2 separate regions of the Homo sapiens genome follow, and region 1 is linked to region 2. The links are chromatin loops, found by intact Hi-C in ENCODE. Cell type or tissue: mammary epithelial cell. All regions are shown on one strand.

Evidence for each region. Hi-C counts contacts between places; a loop is a spot of excess contacts. Peaks named below come from ENCODE experiments on the same cell type or tissue, not always from the same donor. Only the 100,000 strongest peaks of a DNase experiment are listed, where the experiment ranks them.
Region 1: a loop joins it to region 2, with 7 times the contacts of the local background. A loop is called at or near these places in 7 of 110 quality-filtered maps.

Annotation. Positions count from the first base shown.
Region 1 is chr1:172,825,179-172,827,678 of GRCh38, reverse strand. It overlaps LOC105371618 (a long non-coding RNA gene), which reads left to right. Exons shown (of 3, transcript XR_007066734.1): 3 at 2,490-2,500. Among named protein-coding and RNA genes, the nearest start is that of FASLG, 170 kb to the right of the region's middle. In mammary epithelial cell, a CTCF peak has its summit at 1,488; a DNase peak (open chromatin) is centred at 1,438.
Region 2 is chr1:172,970,376-172,972,875 of GRCh38, reverse strand. No RefSeq gene overlaps it. Among named protein-coding and RNA genes, the nearest start is that of TNFSF18, 79 kb to the left of the region's middle. In mammary epithelial cell, no CTCF peak of the experiment used is centred here; DNase peaks (open chromatin) are centred at 1,415 and 2,405; H3K27ac peaks cover 2,153 bases.

The sequences.
Region 1 (2,500 bases), 150 kb after region 2:
TTAAAGATGAGCAAGAGCTACCAAGACAAAAGTGGGAAAGAAATTTGAGACAAAGGGAACAAAATAAATGAATGCAGAGACATAAACAGTGGGAAGGAGGTGAGGAACTAGAAGCCTGGTAGCACTAGACTATAATGTTGTGAAACAAGAACTGGTGAGAGATGAGATGGGAAGTGACTGGAGAGACTAAGCCAGGCATTTGGGGTTTTGTAAACTATATTAAGAACTTTGTACTCTAATCTGTAAATGATGAAGAACCATTAAAAATGTTTACACAAGGAGGTTAAATGATTGGGTTTTGCTTTTAGAAAAAGTATGCTCCTTACGTTGTAGAGACCAGATTTAAGGGAAGCAAGTCAGGAGAAAGGAAACTACAGATTGCGATGTTCCAAGGAGAGGACAAGGACCTAAGTAAGGAAATCGTTATTGGGGATGAGCCTGAAAACAGATTTAAAAAATAGTTATGAGCTAAAACCATTAGACCTTGCTGATTGCCTAGATGTAGAAGGCCCAGGACAATGAGAAGTCTTACATAATTATTTAATCTCTGGTTTGGGCAACAAGATGGTTATGCCAGTAATTAAGCTAGAAATAAAGGAACCATTGGTGAACAGAGAACAACAATGAAGACAGTTCCAGGTATGTTGAGTTTGAGATTCTTCTGGGACATATCAAGCTAAAGATTACATATGAGTTCTAGGGTAAAGATTAAGTTTGACATTAGTTGTCATTCCAGTTATAAATGAAACAATGACAAGGATGAAATTCCTCAAGCAAAGTATGTAAAGAAATGGAGACTTTGGGGTAATGTTAGAAACCTGGGTTATTGTAGTTACTGGACACACAGAAGAGGAAGAGCCCCAAAAGACAAGAAAGAAATCACTCAAAGAAGCAAGAGGAATGCCAGGACAGATTGGAGTCAAGAAACTAAACCAGAGGGTTTTAAGATAGGGCGTAAGATACGGACTGAGAAAGCATCCTTGGGTTTCGCAATACAAAGTTCATTGGTGACCTTTAGAAGTGAGTCTAGGCTCCGAACCGTGATGTGTTGAAGTGTAAATGAATTACAGTCATGAATACAGTTTACTTAGCTGAAAACGAAAGGAGAAGAATTAGGGCACAGCTAGAGGCGATGCAAGGCCAAGAAATAGCTGACTGAGGCTAAAGGAATACAGATTGCAGAGGCACACAGTAAATGAGGGTCTTTATTTCATTACAAATATACAGTTTAATACTCAAAAATATCTTTCAAACACGAGGTCAGAAGGGAAATAAAGTTGCATGAATTGCCTTTGGTAGAGTTCTAACTACTTTGTGTACAGGAACATTATGTTTCTATTTTCACTGGGACCCAGAAGCACGCAGAGCTGCCTCCTCTCTTTCGTCACATGTCTCCTGAGATCCTTGAATAACTCAATTTTGGGATGTAATCATTTTGCTTTCAGGGAAGCTGAATACCATTTTTGTGAGGAATCATTCCACCACCATGTGGCTACTCTTGAGAATAGCATTTTTCTCAACTTCCTCCTAGAGCTAGCTACTGGGTTGAGTTCCCAGAGAAGGAGAATTCCACAGCTCAAAGAACTTTAGAAACCCTCTCTTTATTTTGCAGATAAGGAGAGCAAAGATAACTTGCCTAATTTTTCAAAATTTCCGTATATTTTAACTGGTTATGAATATTTTATACATTATGAGTGATTATATATATATAAAGCAGACAACAAAAAACACATACAAAATCTTTCCATGTTCATTCAAACCCAAGGACAACATCCCTGTCAGACTGTCTTAAGTAAAAAATATTGATGAAATGCAGCAATACACAGAGATCAGTGTTTCTAAACTAATCTTTAACAACAACATCCTGCCTTGAGGCTAACATGATGTTTTGTTTAAATTTAAGCCATTTCCAAAAAAAGTTTTAATTTCCGCAAGTTCAGATTGGTAAAATAGAAAGCATACCTACAGAGGATCAGTCCTTAGGTGATAATTAGAATGTGTTTATTATCTTAAGATATAAAACCCAGTTGTATAATATCTTTTGTCATTTTGCTTTTCTCTATCTTTTTTTGTGATAATAAAAATAACAGATGTCATTAAAGAAAATGTGAAGGTTTCAAGGGAAAAAGACATAAAAGTCACTAAAAGAGTTCATAACCCAATAGTATTTTAAAAAATTTTTTGGCACTTTTAATCCCTTATAACTGCTTTAAGTTAAAGAAATCAAGCTCACTATTTTATTTATCCCATTGAATTAGCTAAGAGTTAAAAAATGATTTCTTATATTTACAGAAGTTATTTCACTCTTCATATTAATCACACTTAATCAAAAAGTGTCACAAACTCTTAAGACTTTAAATAAATGTAAAACTGTTAAAACAGAGCAAAGTTGACAAGGTTTGGGCCACCTTTATGCAAGGTGGCATCTTCAGCCAGACTGTCCATATGTTCATTAATGCTGTCTTTAATTATTTCTAAAAATCTTTAAGGCATTGGCTGC
Region 2 (2,500 bases):
TCGCTTGTGAACTTCTTAAAAGGCAAATTATTGGGCCCCACACTAAAATCAGGAGTTTATGTTTTAACAAGTTGAGAAACACCACATCAGGGAATCATCAGAAACAATGCCATCAGTTTTCACATGATCAACCACATGCAACATATTTTAAAAAGGCATACTCAGAGTTTTACTTGCAATTAGATTGATCTAAAAATCAACATAATTATAAGCTTGCAAATTTTAAAAATGTTAAGTAGAGAAAGGAAATTTTCTTTGTGCTGCTGCACATAGGCAGACTGCTGATAATATTCCAAAGTAGGCTAGACTGGCACATGCTAGAAAACTTTATTCCACGCAAACACATGATTACATGTTCCTAATTCCTGGAAATGTTACACAGCTGCTGTACTTGGTGGTCCTTTCCCACAGTAACACATCCTCCATGTTAAAGCCAAAAAAAATTTCCACATGCAACATTGGTCATATGACTTTATATCCAGGCTTGAAAAACCTCCAGGCTTTCCCATGCCCACAGGCTAAAGACCAAAATCCCCAGCATGGCCTCGGAGGCCCCACACATTCTGGCCCCAACCTACTTCTCCACCCTTGTGTCCTACTGTGCTCCCTGGTGAGTTCTGTGCTTTGGCCACAGTGGCCTTCTCTGTGTCCCGTTGAATCCTTACCACCTCTCCTGCCACAAATTCTTTTCATATGCTTTAACCTCTGCCTAGAACACTGTTCTCCCTTTGTCTTTGTGTATTTAATTCCTCCTCATCCTTCAAATCGCAGTTCAGTCCTCACCTCCACAAGGCGACCTTCCCTGACCTTCTCCCCCAACCTCCAACCAGGTCACACTCCTCTTTTATGTTTGAAGAGCACAATACTTTATCTTTCAGAGCACTCCTCCTAAGTAAAATCTTGCATTTATCTGTGAGACTCTTGACTACTTCTATTTCCCCCACCATTCAGTCAACTCCCTACAGGTAAGCTCTCTTTTAATTCCCGGTGTCCAGTCAGCACAGGACTTGACATATAGCAAGAGCTTGAGGAGGATTTTAATGAATGGATAAATGGATGAATGGAGGAATGAATGAATGAATGAATAGCAGTTTGGCTATATTTATAGGACTTCTTACTATTTAAGTTGTTTATCATAGGCATTGACCTGTGTCACACCATCTGCATTCCCTTGTTTAAGGTCCAGATAGTCTTACTGGAAGGGAAAAAAGACATTCCAGAAAGTATTGGTGTTTTTTGTTTATCACCCTGCCTGAGTCTTGAGATTTGCTTGAGGGAGAAAACTGAACTAGAAGCCAAATATTTCTCTTAGCTGCAACTGTCTCTATTAGCATGTGCACACTAGCTTTGCCACAGTGGATTGGATGTGAACCATACACTGCTTTCTGGCATCATATCAGCAGGCTCGGCCCATCAGTTTCTTTCACCTGAGCTTGTTCTGACAAGGTTAAAGCTTTCACATTCCTAGAGCCTAAGACAGTACCTAGCTAAAGTCGAAATTGGCATGTAAAGTATGTGGAGGGATTTGTGTGAGAGCAAAGCTTGGGCTGAACAAGCTAGTGACACGGGTTGTGCTCGCAGCCCAATTTGTTTGAGGGGATGGGGGCCCTGGATATATCATGTTCCAAGAGAAGAGCATAAGTTCCCTCCGTGGGAGTGGGCAGACTTATCAGTAGCAATACTAGATGCAAAAAGATAATAAAATTCTATTTCAAAATATTGAGGAAAAATAGTTTTGGACTTAAAATTTTATATCCAGTAGCATTTTCATTTAAAAAGAGGGCTTGATAAAAAAAATTCTTAGGCTTAGAAAGCCTCAGGTTTGCCTCATAGAGATACTATACTGAATATGGTTTTAGAGGAAGTTCTAACTAAAAGAAACATATCCAAGAGTTGCTTGAGATGAGAAAATAAGGGTAATCAAATACCTTGGTGAATTTTATTGTTCTCTTTTTTAAAAAATCTAGAACCAAAGAAAAACAAAAAGGGAAATATTTGATCCAGAAGAAAAACTTAGACAACATGAATACATGAATATGGAGACAAAACATAGTATTTTTAATAGCAAGATAAGAGAATTGATACATTAAGAAACCAATAGGGATATAGGCACATAAGTATTGATTCTACAAGAAAAAATAGAATATGTAATTTTAAAGTAGTACAAGAAAATGTAATCTATCCTTGGGAAAGCAGAAAATAGAGAAAGGGAACTAAAGGAAGCTATGAAAAATGAATAAAGACTAACTCTCTGGGCTGCTCAATGGTAGTGCATTGGGATCTGGCAGTGGCCTGGGGAAGAGACAGAATTAATAGACATTTTGTTTTGGAGGAGAAACCCTTGGTGACCTCATCACAATTATTCATCTTTTCCTTTCTGATCACCACAAAGCTGAGGAGCCTTCATAGTGCCCATTGTTCTGACTCAACCACTGTGTAATCAAAGTAATCTATTTGGAAATTAGGGTTTTTGTTTGCCCTGCCCTGGGCACCAGGGAAG